3 separate regions of the Homo sapiens genome follow, and regions 1 and 2 are each linked to region 3. A link is an interaction called in ENCODE POLR2A ChIA-PET data of the cell type or tissue named here. Cell type or tissue: PC-9. All regions are shown on one strand. Links, peaks and the distances in the headings refer to the core of each region. The heading gives the core; the rest is flanking DNA. Region 1 overlaps VWF (von Willebrand factor). Region 2 holds the start of LOC112268088 (a long non-coding RNA gene). Region 3 overlaps LOC105369625 (a long non-coding RNA gene).

Region 1 (5,000 bases), core at 1-5,000, 190 kb after region 3:
GTCCCTTTGGCCAAGGGGGAGTCCGTTTAGTCGGTAGGGGGGCTTAGGATTTTATTTTTTTCTGAAAACCTACAAACATGCACAAAGAGGGTGGCCCCTGCCTATACCCAGGACCATGGTCATGATGGACGCGACAGGCCACAGTTGCCTTTGTCTGGGCATGGGCCACTCTGCAGAGCGTGAGTGCATGCTGCAGTCACCCGAGTGCGCAGCCCATCAGCAGAGCAGTAGGGCAGGTGCTCTGTGATTTTGTTCATCCCATGAGAAAACAAGCCATAGGAGGTTAAGTAGCTGCCCCAAGTCGCCAGCTAGCAAGGTGCAGAGCCAGGACTCATGCCCTGCCTGGCTCCCTCCCTTTCCTGTTCGGGTCACATTGGTTCAGGCTACTCAAGTTATTTCTACCAGTGGGCCCTTGTGTTTCTCTTGGGGAGTTGGGCTTTGCAGGTTCTTAAGGTTTCTTTAAGTTCTAAAACCCTTTATTAGCCTGGTGCGGTGGCTCATACCTGTAGACCCAGCTGCTCAGGAGGCTGAGTCAGGAGGATCACTTGAGCCCAGGAGGTAGAGGCTGCAGTGAGCTACAATTGCACCACTGCACTCCAGCCTGGGCAACAGAGTGAGACCCTGTCTATAAAACAAAACCAAAACCAAAACTCTTTCATTATGTGTTTCTGTGGATTGGGCTATAGAGACAGTATATAATAGGTCTTAATAAATATTGGATGGGTGGATGAATGGAAATTGGTGGTGTAATTTATCTAGGGATTGTGACCTCCACAATAATCCAGACTCCTTTACTTGTAGAAATCTGATTTATCTAAGTAAGTACATAAGTAGAGAAACCCAGCCCTCTCCTATTCCAGAAACAAAATAAAACACACCCACATCTCCCTCCTCCCACCCACCCCCCATCACGGTAACACGAGGAAGCTTCGTTTTAGCTGGTTATTAATTCAGTGAGTCTTCATCTTCATGGAACAATTTGACCTCTGACCAAGGAGAATGTCAGACCCAGAAAAATATTCTGAGTTGATGCTAAATCCAGCTGCCTAAATTGTGAACAGACAATCTCCACCTTATAAACAAGTACATTCCAAAAGACTTTTTCCCTTGGACTTTGGTGGTGCTAGGTCCTCTGGTTAGTCCATCAAAGTCTGCATCACCTGGATCCTAGCCCAGTACCGGCACTAACAAAGGCGGACTGAGTTCTAGCACGTGAGGGGAGGGTGCTGTCTTGTGGAAGGGAGGAGTTTCCTCTTCTTTGCAGTCAAAGTTCTAAATGCCTGAACCATACCCTTGATAGCCCCTTGAGTGTCTCTCACCCTGGGCCTCGGCGTGAGCGTGGTGCTAAGGGTGTGGGTTTGAGTCAGCTCACTTACTGGCTTTGTGAATCTGGGCAAGACAAGTGCCTTTGCAGAGCCTCAGTTTCCACATTTGTAAAGCAGAAATAGTACCTGCTGGGTCACTGAAAAGGTAAGAGAGGGATAATATGTATAGAGTTTAGCCCAGTGGGGCTCAACTGTTAAGAGCCATGATGATGATGAGGAGGAGGAGGAGGACGAGAAGGAGGAGGAGGAGGAGGAGGAGGAGTTGTTGTTAGCTGGCTCCCCATATTCTCCCACTGTCCCGTGTTTTCCGCTGGAGTGCCCCTGCCTTGAGAATGGGAGCCGGCAGAAGCAGGACAAGCACACGCCGGGCTTTAAGCACAAGTTTCAACACGCATTCTTTTTCTCCTTCCCCCTCGCAACTATAACCCATTCCTTTTGGGTAGCCGAGCACAGCTTGAGGTTAGAAGGAAAACAAGGTGCCCAGATATCTCCACACCTCCAAGTGGGTAAGTGACAGGAACCAGCCTTCCTTCTAGAGCGGTTTGTGAACCCAGATGGATTTCAAATTGAGTGCACTCGAGGTATTGTGTAAGAGAGGACAGATTTTCGGCCGGGCACGGTGGCTCACGCCTGTAATCCCAGCACTTTGGGAGGCTGAGGTGGGTGGATCACGAGGTCAGGAGATTGAGACCATCCTGGCTAACATGGTGAAACCCCGTCTCTACTAAAAATACAAAAAATTAGCCAGGTGTGGTGGCAGGTGCCTGTAGTCCCAGCTACTCGGGAGGCTGAGGCAGGAGAATGGCATGAACCTGGGAGGCAGAGCTTGCAGTGAGCCGAGATTGCACTACTGCACTCCAGCCTGGGTGACACAGCGAGACTCCATCTCAAACAAAAAAAAAGAAAAAAGAGGACAGATTTTCATAATTTCTTTCTTTTTTTCCCAAACATACAGTTGTGCTGTTGGCAGGTGGGTCACCCTCGGCTGCCCTTCAGTGTTCTCCAGGCAGATGAAGGGGAGGTGGTGGGTGCTTCAGTGGGTGAGGTGGGGTCAGGGTGGCTGTGGAGGTACCTCTAATACTGAAACATGGCTTCAAAGATTTATTATTTTTGGTCTCATTTTATTTTGCAAACATAGCCCAGTGCAGAGTAAGTACTTGACAAATGTTCCCTACCCTCGGAATACAAAGGAATGATCTCATTTATCCATACTGAGTGGGAGGTAAAGACAGGATTCTCAAGTGGAGAACCTGATCCTGAGGTCGGGTTGAGGAGGGAGACTGGGAGGTTTGTCTCCTGGAGACAAAGGGGAGGGAGAATGCAAGAGAAGCCTTGTTTGCCTCCCGGGGCACCTTTCTGAGGCTCCAGCTGTACCCTAGCTACTCGCTTTGTCTCCTGGGTGCATTAAAGTCCTTACTAACCAGTGTCCTGGGAACAGCTGAAAAAACTGGGTACCAGGTTCTTCGTGTTGGGCTGAGGCCACAAACACGTGAGACCTCCCAGAGGCACAAGCTCCTCCCAGCTCAGAACTCCCGGTTTCAGGTTGTTTACCTGAGAAGAGAAGACTGCTTTGTCCTCAGCCAATCAGATAGTGTTTGCCCACAACCGAGGTTTTTTCACTGGCTCGGAAGCACAATGACTCGTCTCCCAAGAGGTGATTAATATGGCCTTTTGAATTGTTCACAGCCTGTGTAGTCCCGCAGGGCCCCCAGGTTCAGAAGTCCGGTCTGGTAAATGCCGCATCATTTATGAGTGTCTGCTGTTGTGGCTCCAAGGGCCGTTCGGGGTGGCAGAGTGTTTTGTGTGGGAGTTCACACTGACCTTGAAACTTTCCTTGACAGCCTCCAGAATCTACTTCCCCAACCCTCTGGTGCTTTCTGTCTTTCTAGGGCATAGCAAGGAGTCAGCTCATTCTGAGAGCCAGGTCATATTACTTGTTAGTTATACCTAGGGAATGAATGTTTCCTTGTTATGCCAACAAAACCCAATGCCTGTCTCCACTGGGACTGATAATGGCCTTGTTTGATTGCATGCAAATTTGCAGTTTTTTCAGCTTTTCAAACTGAAGGCAAGATGGTTGGAGTTTGGAGCCCCAAGCTATGAACATTCAGATAATTGATGTTCATCTGCAGGTAACTATCACAAAGTGTACCTTTGAGAAAGAAAGACCCTTAGATCACTTTAAAAAAATTCGATCAGACTGGGGAAGGCCAGCAAGGACTGAACCTTACAAAGGGATCTTGGCTTTGTCCTGTAGTCCTGTCTGCAACAGGAAGCCCAAGGCTCCGGGGGGCTGGGCTTGGGCTGCATCCAGCTCATAGCATGCTTTTGCTAATTAGAAAAAGGCACCCCTTTCTCTCTCTCTCTCTCGCTTTTTTTTTTTTTTTAGACAGAGTCTCGCTCTGTCGCCCAGGCTGGAGTGCAGTAGTGCGATCTTGGCTCACTGCAAGCTCCGCCTCCCGGGTTCACGCCATTCTCCCGCCTCAGCCTCCCGAGTAGCTGGGACTACATGCGCCTGTCACCACGCCCAGTTAATTCTTTATATTTTTTAGTAGAGACGGGTTTTCACCGTGTTAGCCAGGATGGTCTCGATCTCCTGATCTCATGATCTGCCCGCCTCGGCCTCCGAAAGTGTTGGGATTACAGGCGTGAGCCACCGCGCCCGGCCAAAGGCACCCCTTTCTCAAGAAACTTCACCACCACCTGCCGGGAAACGGCCAAGATAAACATAATAACTGAACATATAATGTACATGTATATACCTCTACAATGTCTACCATATGAACAGTAGTCACTTGGTGTGTTGCCACTGTGTGGACTGTGTGGCTTGCATCATGACATGTGATGGTGTTGGCCTGGCTTCCTCAGGGAGGCACAGTCTCTGTGACCATCATCTCCTCGCTCAGGATCACCTCCTCAAGGCGATCAGTCTCTATTGAGAAACTGAGTGCACCAGTTACCACTCTACCTACCGTAGAGTGGTGAATCATTCAGCAGCAGCAGCAACCTCCGACAGCTGTCTGAAGTGGAAGAAATTTCTTTTCATCAATGTTAGGAATCTTAGGCTCATAAGAACTCAGAGTTGGTTGAGAATCTAGCAGATATCTACTTCAACCCCCTACCTGCCGCATGAATGCTCTCCACAAACTGTGTCTGGGTAGACAGGTTATGCTGTGACCTTGACTGTAAGAGTTAAATCTTGGCCAGGCGCGGGGGCTCAGCCTGTAATCCCGGCACTTTGGGAGGCCGAGGCGGGCGGATCACGAGGTCAGGAGGTCGAGACCATCCTGGCTAACACAGTGAAGCCCCGTCTCTACTAACAATACAAAAAAAAAAAAATTAGCCGGGCGTGGTGGCGGGCGCCTGTAGTCCCAGCTACTCGGGAGGCTGAAGCAGGAGAATGGCGTGAACCCGGGAGGCGAAGCTTGCAGTGAGCCGAGATCGCACCACTGCACTCCAGCCTGGGCGACAGGGTGAGACTCTGTCTCAAAAAAAAAAAAAAAAAAAAAAGAGTTAAGTCTTTGAGACACCCTTGCTGGGCGCTTCCCAGCCATCTTGCAGACCTCAGCCCTAGGCAGCCCTCCTTTACTCCCTGGTAAATTCCTTCTTTCATTGTATGCCCGTTCGAAGCTAAAGCCCTGTCCTTCCGTGTCCCTGAATACTGGAGAAGCAGGT
Region 2 (5,963 bases), core at 1-5,000, 66 kb before region 3:
GGGGTGCTCAGGAGGTAGCCTCCACCCTGGCATCCTCCCCTCCTTCCCACTTCTGCCCCCACCCCATGTCTCTGTCCTTGTCCCAGCCAGGCCCTGCTCCCTCTCCAGCCTTGACAGCCCCTCCCCCTGCCTATGCCACCCTGGGCCCCCGCCCATCTCCAGGGGGCTCTGCAGGGGCCAGTTCCTCCACCTGTCCTCTGGGGGGGCCCTGAGAGGGAAGGAGAGGTTTCTCACACCAAGGCAGATGCTCCTCTGGTGGGAGGGTGCTGGCCCTGGCAAGATTGAAGGATGTGCAGGGCTTCCTCTCAGAGCCGCCCAAACTGCCGTTGATGTGTGGAGGGGAAGCAAGATGGGTAAGGGCTCAGGAAGTTGCTCCAAGAACAGTAGCTGATGAAGCTGCCCAGAAGTGCCTTGGCTCCAGCCCTGTACCCCTTGGTACTGCCTCTGAACACTCTGGTTTCCCCACCCAACTGCGGCTAAGTCTCTTTTTCCCTTGGATCAGCCAAGCGAAACTTGGAGCTTTGACAAGGAACTTTCCTAAGAAACCGCTGATAACCAGGACAAAACACAACCAAGGGTACACGCAGGCATGCACGGGTTTCCTGCCCAGCGACGGCTTAAGCCAGCCCCCGACTGGCCTGGCCACACTGCTCTCCAGTAGCACAGATGTCTGCTCCTCCTCTTGAACTTGGGTGGGAAACCCCACCCAAAAGCCCCCTTTGTTACTTAGGCAATTCCCCTTCCCTGACTCCCGAGGGCTAGGGCTAGAGCAGACCCGGGTAAGTAAAGGCAGACCCAGGGCTCCTCTAGCCTCATACCCGTGCCCTCACAGAGCCATGCCCCGGCACCTCTGCCCTGTGTCTTTCATACCTCTACATGTCTGCTTGAGATATTTCCTCAGCCTGAAAGTTTCCCCAACCATCTGCCAGAGAACTCCTATGCATCCCTTAGAACCCTGCTCAGACACCATTACTTTTGTGAACGCTTCTGCCACATCTTGTCTTCCCCAAAATTGATCACTCCGCCTTCTCCTGGGCTCCCGTAGCACACTATAACATCTGCTGGAGTGTTGCTGTTGCACCATACTTTCTTGTACATTTGTGTCTCCCTTCCCAACTAGACTGTAAGTGCCTTGCGGTCAGGGACTGAATCTTGCCCGTTTATGTATGCTCCATGTCTAGCCCATCATCCTGCTTGGAGCAAGTAGGCAGGAGCTCAATAAATGTTTGTTGCATGAAGGAATGTCTGGAGAGCTGGATGGGGCATCATGAAGAGGGTAGGGGGTGGATACAAGTCATCACCCAAGCTTCTGGGAGGTCCTGGGGCTGGGAGAGGGTACAGACTCCCATGCCCCTTGGCTGCACCATGGAAGTGACCATTCTTCACGGGGTCTTAAGAGGGACAAACGTTCTGGTGAATTCCTCCATGGGTGTTGCTGAGCGTCTGCTATGTGCCCATGGCCATGTTAGGGTGGAAGGGGGAAGACATGATGCCACCCCTTCAGGGGACCTACCTCACAGTGTTTGGGGAGACTTGCCCTCTCCACTGTCTGAACCTCCTTTTCCTTCTCTGCTTTAGTCACCATCATCACTAACCTCCCCATCCCCCACTCCACTTGCTGAGTCCCACTTACCACCTGGCGGCAATGAACCCTCATCTGCCTGCCTCCCATCAGCTGTCTGGTGGTGGTGGAGGATGATGAGGCTCAGGCCAGTTTCTCCTGGAAATGCAAAGCCTTATATGGTCTTATTGGTACATGATTGCAGAGAGGGGCACAGGGAATCCTCCCAGCTTTAGTAAAGGAGAGACTGAGGTCCAGGGAGGGGCTGAAGGATGTGCGAGTGGAACTCCAGCTCTCCGATCCTTGTTTCTCCCCCACTCCAGCATAAGACCTGGAATCCAGAAGTGACCCTTTCTCACCATCTTTGGGGATTCTGTCCCTGCCACCTTAGTCTTATTCATCTTAATTGCAGTCTCCCTGTTCTGAGGAGCCAAAGGAGGAAGAGACTTTCGGGGAAAGAGGAGAAGGAGCTGGTGACAGGGGTAGGAAGGTAGACAGGGTCATGACCTGAAACGGTGTGACGACTGCTGACTTCCCTTTCCTGGACTTGAGCTGATGAAGGGGAAATGGTGTTGCAGTCTCCTCTGTCAGAGCCCTCAGGTGCAGACGGCACTTGTCTGCCCCCTCAGCCTCAGCCTTGGCCCACCTGGTCCCCAGTGCCCTCTCCTCTGGCTGGGGCAGGAGGACCTGCCGGACATAGCCAGATGTATTACGGATGACTGCAGTCAGCTCCCCCAGGCTCCTGCTTCTCTTGCCTCCTGCTTTTTTCCCCAGAGCTGTCTCCTTATCTCCATTCACTTGTCTATGGGTTACTCCTGGACCCTGGGGTTAGGAGTTGGAATCAGGCTGTTAGCGATAAAAGGGTTCAAGTTGACTCATTTTCCTTATCAGGCTTAGTAGTTGAAGTGACTTGCTGAGCTTCATAATTCTTAGAGAACCTGCCATGAACCCAGCTCCCTTTCTATGACTCACCCTGCCACCCTGTGACACATAGAGTCTGAATGGCAGGTCTGGGGCTAGAACCCACGTCATCTGGACTTGGAGTCCAGTGACCCTTTGGGTTAAGCATGTGTGTGTGTGTGTGTGTGCCATGATGCGGGAGGAAGGTCCCTGCTCTCTGTAGCTGTTTTCTTCATCCTTTGCTCTACAAGCCCTAACAGCCGATTCTGTCATCCCTAGTCTGCCCCTCTCCTGTTTCTCCATCTCCTCTGACCATGATTTTTTTCTGTCCCTGGAGGGATGATGGTCTCATTCTCACCTCCTCCACGAAACGTGTTAGCTTTTCATATTCCTAGATCCACTCACTTCTCATCATCTTTTTTTTTAAACAAAATTTTATTGAAAAATGTAATATGACGTGTCAAAGTTGTAAAGTTATTGAGTAAATAAGCATGTATCCTAAATATTGAAAAATATTCTCCTTTTGTACCAGGCTATGTGTCACGGCTTTGGCGCTTTGCACAGACTATTAGAAATACCTTATAACATTAAAAATAGGACATTGAGGCCGGGCGTGGTGGCTCATGCCTGTAATCCCAGCACTTTGGGAGGCCAGGGTGGGTGGATCACCTGAAGTCAGGAGTTTGAGACCAGCCTGGCTAACACGGTGAAACCCCGTCTCTACTAAATACAAAAAATTAGCCGGGCATGATGGCACATGCCTATAATCCTAGCTACTCGGGAGGCTGAGGCAGGAGAATTGCTTGAATCCGGGAGTCAGAGGTTGCAGTGAGCCGAGATTGTGCCACTGCACTTCAGCCTGGGCAACAAGAGTGAAACTCTATCAAAAAAAAAAATAGGACATTGAAGTTGGTTTCTTTTTTTGATACAGAGTCTCGCTCTGTCACCCAGGCTGGAGTGCACTGGCAGGATCTCGGCTCACTGCAACCTCTGCCTCCTGGGTTCAAGCAATTCTCCTGCCTCAGCCTCCTGAGTAGCTGGGATTACAGGCACGCGCCACCACGCCTGGCTAATTTTGTATATTTAGTAGAGACAGGGTTTCACCATGTTGGTCAGGTTGGTCTCGAACTCCTGACCTTGTGATCCGCCCACCTCAGCCTCCCAAAGTGCTGGGATTGCAGGCGTGAGCCACCGCACTCTGCTTTTTTTTTTTTTTTTTGCCGCCCTCTCACATACCATACTCCCCTGTATCACTTATCCTTCTGAAGTTGTTATTAATCATTAATACAACTAGCTGGGCATAGTGGTGTGCGATGGTAGTCTTAGCCACTCGGAAGGCTGATGTGGGAGGCTAGCTTGAGGCCAGTAGTTCTAGGTTAGGTGAGCTATGATTGCACCATTGCACTTTAGCCTGGGTGAGAGCAAGCTCCTGTTTCAAAAAAAAAATTAATTGCTACCACTTACTAAATGCTTAATATATGGCAAACACTTGCCAAACACTTTATATGCTTGATTTAAGCATCAAGCTAGCTCTGTGAAGGGTACCAGCAGGTTTCCCATTTTTTAGATGAGCAGACCGAGGTTCTTCTCGCTGCTTCATACTGGAAACTTGCACTTGATTCTGAGGCTCCTGCTTCTTCAAGAACACTGCTTTGGGTTCGCTTCTCCTGTCCCTGGGGTCTCCCTTTGTGATGGTGGTGAGCTGCTTCCTTTCTGAATCCAGCTTCAACCCTACAGTTCTCCAGAAGCTGGACGATGGGGTGGAGTAAAGTCAGCTCCCCCCGCAGTGAGGGACACTGAAGCTCCATTCTCATCTGCGGATCACAGAGGGGAAGCCAGGAAGAGCCAGGGGACGGTGGACTTGGGGCTGGGAGGTCATCTCAGAGGGATAAGGGGTGAGGAGCTCTGGTTTCAAGTTCCAAAGCCCTAGGACCTCCCTCTTCTCTGTCTGCCTGCATTTCTAGCAGCCTCAGCAGCTGCAGGCCCTTGGGCGGGGCTGGATGTAGGGAAGGTCATTGTACCAAGAAGATAGTTGGGTAAATGTGGTACCTTTGTTGTAGGATTCTCTTGGGAGATGTCTGCATCAATGAGGATGGCATAAAGTAACCAGAGTCAGGATGTGGGGTCTGACTCAGTGACAGAAAAAGTGGCAGTGTGTCTCTCATAGCCAAAGGGGCCCTTGGACCGGCAGTCGGGAGTCTGGGGTTCTCTGTTGGCTCTGCCTCCTGGCACATTGGGTTTCTGGACCTCAGTTTTCTCCTCTATAAAACCGGGCAGTTGGGTGGGCACGGTGGCTCACACCTGTAATCCTAGCACTTTAGGAGGCTGAGGTGGGCAGATCATTTGGGCCCAGGAGTTCAAGACCTGCCTGTGTAACATGGTGAGACCCTGTCTCTACAAAAAATACAAAAATTACCCAGGCGTGGTGGTATGCACCTATAGTCCCAGCTGCTTGGGAGGCTGAGGTGGGAGGATTACTTGAACCTGGGAGGTCGAGGCTGCAGTGAGCTGCGATGGTACCACTGCACTCCAGCCTGGGAAACGGAGCGGACCCTCAAAACAAAAACAAAAATGAAAAACAAGCAAACGAAGAAATAAAAAAACCTAGGGGGTTGTAGTCGATGATCTGTAAGGTGAGTTATAATTGATGTATTGGAATATTTAGGAAAAGGGCACTGGGAATATGCTAGGAACACCTGATGGAGGTATCTTTATTTCCACGGCAGCTTCGTGGATACGTCTCATTGATTCTCATGGCATCACTTTCCCCATGTAGGTGGGCAGACATTGTTACCCCTGTTTAATAAACAAGGAACCAACAGAGGCTTAGGAGAGGAGTTGCCTGATGTCGCATGATTGGTGGCAGAGCCAGGATCAACAGTGGGGCAGGGTGGGGGGACCTGGCCAGGCAGAGACTGGATGAGACCTGGGGTGAGGAATGGCAGGCACCCAGTCAGGGCAGAAAACGAGGGTTGGGACTTACTTTGAGTTTTGGATTGGATCAGTAAATTCCCAAGAAAGAGGGAGACTAGGAGGCTAGTGAAGAACTCTGGAGTAAAGGGGAGGATTACTAAGGGACATGGAGTACCTATCATGTGTCGGACGCTTATCTATATCTCTCCCATCTGAACAAATCCTTACAGGAACCCCAGGAGACAGGTTATCTCCACTCTGCAAATTGGAAAACAGATCCAGACAGTTTCAGTTATGTGTCTGAGAAGTTCATTTATGTGTCCAAGACACATTCTTAGCTAAAAAGCTAAGCATTCTGAATTGGAACCCAGAGAATTTGACTCCCAGACTCTGGATCTTTTCACTGCTGTGATCCATCTGGGAAAGGCTAGTGATGTGGGCAAGGGGCTTATTGCCCCTTGGTGTTTGGTTGGGAGTGGTCGGATTGGTGGGTTGGGGGCACAAGGCAGCCAGATCTGGGACTCCTGTGCTTGTGACTGGACTACAAAGAGTTAAAGAACGTTGGGCCTCCTCCTCCCGCCTCCTGTGG
Region 3 (5,556 bases), core at 557-5,556:
GCTGGGGTGGAGGAGAGATTGGGCGCAGTGAAAAGTGCAAGGGTGTTCTGTGGTGTGGGTCACAGTGGGGCTGGCCTGTCATGTGGTGTGGGCCTGCTGATGGGACGGGTGGACAGTGAGGCTCTGTTTTAAGGTCCTGGAGGCTTTCAAGTGGTGAGGTCAAGTAGGCAGTCAGGTATGAGTCTTGAGCTGAATGGAAGTCTGTGCCGGAGAGAGACTTTGGGAGTCAAGGTGCTGGGGATGGTATCTAAGGTAAGCGATGGCCTAGGCCTAGGCAGATTGCAAATGGAGAGGAAGGGGGCCGAGACCAGCCCCTGATGCTTAGAGTTGGGTGGAGGAGGCACAGAGTGGGAGGAAAAGCAGGAGGCTCAGTGCCAGGAGCTGACTGAGCAGGGAGCGGCCTACAATGGAGGCGACCACTGTGAAGGACGATGGGGAGAGGACGAGGCACCCACTGTGCTCGGCAGGCAGCGCAGAGGCTGTTGGTGACTTGGACAAGAGCAGTTTCAGCCCAGCCGGGAGGGAGTGGCAGAGGCCAGAGGGAGTGCAGCCTCGTGAGCAGGCAGCTCCGGAGAAGCTGGGCTCTGAAAGACAGCAGAGAAACGGGGCGCAGTCGTGAGTGAGGGGGAGGTGGAAAGGAGGGAGCTTTGGGTGATCGTTTTGGCTTTTTAAGATGCCCGTGTTACCAAATGCATGTTTTTTGTTTGTTTTGTTTTGTTTTGAGACAGTCTCACTCCTTCACCCAGACTGGAGTGCAGCAGCACGATCTCGGCTCACTGCAAACTCTATCTCCTGGGTTCAAGCGATTTTCCCGCCTCAGCCCCCAGAGTAGGTGGGATTACAGGCGAGCGCCACCACGCCCGGCTAATTTTTGTATTTTTAGTAGAGATGATTTCCCCCCGTTGGCCAGGCTGGTCTCGAACGTCTAACCTCAGGTGGTCTGCCCGCCTTGGCCTCCCAAAGTGCTGGGATGACAGGTGTGAGCCACCGCACCCAGCCCCCAAATGCATGTTTTGATGCTGAAGGGAAGATCTGGCAGGGAGAGGGTAAAGATGCAGTCAGCAGAGTGGGGACACATGAGAGGACAGAGTCCAGAGTGCCTGTGGACAGCTGGCTTTTGGGGGCCCCTCTTTTGTGCTATCAGGAAAGAAATAGGAGGCGGGGTCTCATGTAAGTGGTGAATTTGGCCTTAGGAAGTTAAGAAAGTTCTTGTCTGATGACTCTACATCCCCCACGAAGGGAGCAGTGTGTCAGCTGAAATAGGGGGCGTGGTTGGGGGAGAAGAGTTCTAGGCCACTGGAGACTGTGCATGGTGGCCACAGCGGAGAGTGGGCGAGAACCAACTTCACAAACATCTTAGGTCTGTTGGTGCCACTGGGAGCCCACTGGAGGGTGACGACAAGAAGTGACAGTGCCCTCATCTGCTCTGGTGGTTGTGTTTCCTCCACCAATGCTGGGCGCTGTTGGTGTGGCCTGGAGCGGTTCATCTGGGGCAAGGCTTTGTCAGGAGAGTATGACGGGAGGGAGAGAGAGGGAAGGGAATGGGGGACTTCTGCAAAGGAGTGGCTCTCATGAGGAACCCTTGTCTCTCTACTGGTTGAAGTGAGAGGAGAAACCAGAGGAGGGATGGCCTTGGGGGACAGGTGGACAGAGAGGGGGATGGAGACAGGGCCTCGGAGGTAGGTCAGTTTCAGGTAAAGGACAAGGTCAGGATGTGCCCCAGGAGTGGGAGGCTGGGGTGGAGGAAGTGGTCAGCAGAGCAGAAGAGGACAAGGAACAAGGAGGCCCTGGTGGCAGACAGGTCCCCCGCGCGGATGAGGAGGCTGCCTAGAATAATGAGAGGAGTGGGTGCAGAGCAAGACGGGAGCCAGGGGCCGAGCAGGAGGCCAGAGGAAGACAGCGACGAGGAGAGAGCGCTGGAATGGGATGCCCTGAAAGGATGTTCATGAGGGGGTGCGGTGGGGGTGGGGGTGGGGCGTAACTTCTGGAAGCAGCCATGTGGAGCCTGGAGGACACCAACCTCATTTCCTGCCCCTAAGGTGTGTGGGGAATGTGAGAATAAGATCAAGGCTAGATTTGAGGAAGAATTTTCTGACCCCATAGGATATGAGGCATGAAGACTGGCCACTAAAGGAACGCTAGGAAGTATCTCTTTTCTTTCCGGGGAGGTTTAGGACCAGAACTGACTCCCACCCCCACTCCTTCACTTCCTTCTCCTCCAGTCTTTTGGAGGTCTGTTAGGCACTGCCTGGCATCCTTTGGTCTAGGTTTCGTTCACTGAACAAACCTATTGAGCCCCAGGAGCTGGCCATTCTAGGAACTGGAGACACAGCAGGAACAAAACAGAAGGAGGAGTTCACCTCCCAGCAGAGGGTTTGTTTAGGTTTGTTCTTGGTGCAAAGCTATCCAAAGGGAGAGTTACTCATGGGTGCTGGAATTGGGATGTGGAGTGAGTTCAGAGAGTGAGTCACTCTTGCTGCCTAGGGGTGGGGAAAGGTGGAGTGGCAGTGGCCGGAAATGGAAAAAGGCCAGAACTTGGTGTTTGAGGACTGGGGCTGTGTGGCCTTGAGCAAATCATTTGTTTTTCCTGTTGCTGACCTGGAAAGCAGGGAAGAGTCCCTCATTCCCCACATTGCTGTGGAATTAAATGAATGTGTTGCTCAAATAACTAAGAGCTATGCAAATGATCCTTATGCCATTCCTTAAGTCTTCACTCCCTTCTCCTAGTATGGGCACAACAATAGCAGCCCCCTCCCGCCCACGGTAGGTGTATTAAATACAAAACTATGCACAAAGGCTCAGCACAATGGTAGGTGGCACCGGGTAAGTGCTGGTCACCCTCGTTAGTCCAGTCTCTGTTCAACGCCAGTGAATTTGCCACCATCTCAGGACCCAGCTCCACCGGGAAGGAGAAATGGGTAACTGTCCCAGGCAGAGGGCTGTGAGTCAGGGTGCTGGGGCCAGGCATGGATCTGCTGGGCACTCACATTCAGGACCTTAGTCCCTTGCGGATGACAGTGGAGGAGGAAGCCCCCCGATGAGGAAGGCTTTTCTGCCTGCTTCCTTCTCCCTTGCACCCCAGAGCCCCTCATCCATCCATTCATTTCGTACATTGTGGGACTATGCGGGCAAACGGGGCTTACAAGTCAGGATCGGGTGGAGAGCAAGACAGAGGAGGCCACTGCTCTCAAGGGCCTGCCGACCAGGCGCAGGATCAGGTCACTCGCCATCTCCCTGGAAGCTAAGGGCTATTTCTGGTCTCTCCTCTGCAGGCTGGGTGGGTAGTTGGGCTGTTCCAGCTTCCAGTTCCCACTTGGCCTTGGCTTGGGGTACCAGGAGAGGGCCCTGAAACTCATTTTTTAGAAGCAGAAGTGGGCGCGGGGGCAGTGGCTCATGCCTATAATCCCAGCGCTTTGGGAGCCGAGACCGAAGGATGGGCTGAGGCCAGAAGTTCCAGACCAGCCTGGACAACACCGCAATACCCGGCCTCTACAAAAAACGAAACAATTAGTCGGGTGTGGCGGCGCGCCCCTGTGGTCCCAGCTACCCAGGAGGCAGAGGCGGGAGGATCGCTTGAGCCTGGGACGTGGAGGTTGCAGTGAGCCGACATCGCGCCACTGCGCTCCAGCCTGGGCGACAGAGCGAGACCTCATTATCTACAAGAAAATGGAAAAATACTCCAATGCACCCCATATGTCCTTGGATTCCCGGGTTGCCGCCGATTGGCGCTTTCTCGCCAGAGCTCAAAGCCAGCTCGGCGCTCCGAGGAGGGCGCGGACGGGGCGGGGCGGGGCACCCCGGCTGCGCTTCCGCGCGTGGCCGCGAGGGGGCGCGGCAGGACGGGGCTGCCAGGGCGGCCGCGGGTGAGTCAGGGCGGCGCCAGGATGAGTCAGCCCTCCGTGGGCTTACCGCGCCCCCTCCGCCCCTGGCTTCCCCGCCCGGCCGCGCCCTGGCCGCCGGCTCGCCCTGACCCTCGGGGATCCCAGGCTCTGCGCCGCCCTGCGCCCTCCCGGGACTCCCCTGCCGCCAGGAGACCGCGCCTCCCGGGAACACAGGGCAGGGCGCGCGGGCCTGGGCCAGGCCGTTCCCGCGGGCCCTCCCGTCGCTCCTTTCCTGGGGCCGGGCGTGGCTTCCCTCCCAGAGCGGGTTTCGGGGCCGGCCCCGGCTCGGCCCGGATTCGAGGGACAGCTCTGCCAAGGCCCGGCCATGGGCGGCCGCCGCGGGGGAAATGTGCCCCCTGGCTAACACGTGGGGAGAAAGCCCTCTCCGTTCTTGGGTGTACCCCGGTGTTTCGGCCTCTTCTCAGAGCAAATCAGGAAAAAATAGGAACTCCTGGGTGGGTCCCCGCTTGGCAGGTTGAAGAAGGTGTCCTGACAGGATCTGGCTCAGAAGCCGAGTGTGTTAAAGCTGCAGAAAACTTGCCAAACCTGGGCCACCGGCCTCACCTTGGAGATCCCGCCCACGGACGGACGCAGGGACTCTCCAAAAGTCCCAGAACTCACAAGTCAGCTCTGCTGGGCCTCCCACTCACAAGGTGCATGCAAAGTGCCTAAAATAGTGCCTGGCGTATAGTCAGCGCTCCACTAAGATTGCATTTTACAGATACAGGTGACCCTGAGCAACAGGGCGTTCAACTGCGAGAGTACGTTTATTCGAGAATTTTCTGCTGTCTCTGGGACAGCAAGACCAACCCTCCTCTCCCTCCTCCCCCTCTTCCTCAGCTTTTATGCCTGATCTACTTCCATTTATGAATAGTAAATACACTTTCTCTTTCTTATGATTTTCCTAATAATATTTTCTCTACCTTCCTTTATTGTAAGAGTGCAATATATAATACATATAACATCAAATACGTGTTTACCTACTGTTTATGTTATCTGCAAGGCTTCTAAGTCAACAGTAGGCTATTGGTAGTTAAATTTTAGGGGAGCCAAAAGTTATACTCAGGTGTGGGAGCCTGTAGTCCCAGCTACTCAGAAGGCTGAGGTTGGGGGATTGCTTGAGTACCCGAGTCCAAGACCAGACTGGGCAAAAGCGAGAACGCTGTCATTGAAAAAAAAAATTATGTTTGACTGCTTGAGGATTGATGCCCCAATGCTTGCATGTGCTGTTCAAGGATCAACTGTATTTTATGTGTATAATTTGAGGTATATAATTATATTTATAGATGCATATTTATATAAACACATATGGATATTTATATATCTATGCCTACTAGCTGATCTTTATGTGTGCCAGGTACTGTTCCAAGTGCTCCTCAGGCATCAATGATCTCATTTGATTTCACAACCACACAAGGACATAAGGTGCTATTATTTATCTGCATATGGTAGCTGAGGAAACAGAAGCTCAGAGAAGCGAGGTAACTTTCTCAAGAGCACACAGCTAGGAAATATAGTGCAGGAGTTCCCCCGACTCCCTAACTTTAGAGGCCGTGTTCAGATATTGGTGGAGTCTGGTAACATACTTACTATCAAGGGTTCAGCCCTTCACAGTGTCTGAAGAGCAAAGTGTTAAACCCAGCCCTGGGAGGAGGAGCCGCTTTCCTTATGGAAA

Evidence for each region. ChIA-PET counts read pairs that join two places held together with the same protein. Peaks named below come from ENCODE experiments on the same cell type or tissue, not always from the same donor. Only the 100,000 strongest peaks of a DNase experiment are listed, where the experiment ranks them.
Region 1: POLR2A ChIA-PET joins it to region 3 with 7 read pairs; 9 of 35 experiments call an interaction of 5 or more read pairs at or near these places.
Region 2: POLR2A ChIA-PET joins it to region 3 with 9 read pairs; 11 of 35 experiments call an interaction of 5 or more read pairs at or near these places.

The regions. Positions count from the first base shown.
Region 1 is chr12:6,087,190-6,092,189 of GRCh38, reverse strand. All of the region lies in intron 6 of VWF (von Willebrand factor), which reads left to right. Among named protein-coding and RNA genes, the nearest start is that of VWF, 35 kb to the left of the region's middle. In PC-9, for the core only: no CTCF peak of the experiment used is centred there; a DNase peak (open chromatin) is centred at 2,929; H3K4me3 peaks cover 549 bases; H3K27ac peaks cover 1,679 bases.
Region 2 is chr12:6,342,122-6,348,084 of GRCh38, reverse strand. It overlaps SCNN1A (sodium channel epithelial 1 subunit alpha), which reads left to right. Exons shown (of 13, transcript NM_001038.6): 13 at 1-1,238. The coding sequence ends at 212. It overlaps LOC112268088 (a long non-coding RNA gene), which reads right to left and starts at 2,281. Exons shown (of 2, transcript XR_002957396.2): 1 at 2,069-2,281; 2 at 1,007-1,720. It also overlaps the pseudogene RN7SL391P. RefSeq lists an enhancer at 1,708-2,208. In PC-9, for the core only: no CTCF peak of the experiment used is centred there; a DNase peak (open chromatin) is centred at 2,524; H3K27ac peaks cover 1,623 bases.
Region 3 is chr12:6,277,155-6,282,710 of GRCh38, reverse strand. The region is part of intron 2 of LOC105369625 (a long non-coding RNA gene); the gene reads left to right. Among named protein-coding and RNA genes, the nearest start is that of PLEKHG6, 31 kb to the left of the region's middle. RefSeq lists enhancers at 1,083-1,582, 2,414-2,708 and a silencer at 3,718-4,197. In PC-9, for the core only: a CTCF peak has its summit at 3,721; DNase peaks (open chromatin) are centred at 2,510, 3,970, 4,400 and 5,280; H3K4me3 peaks cover 1,492 bases; H3K27ac peaks cover 4,557 bases.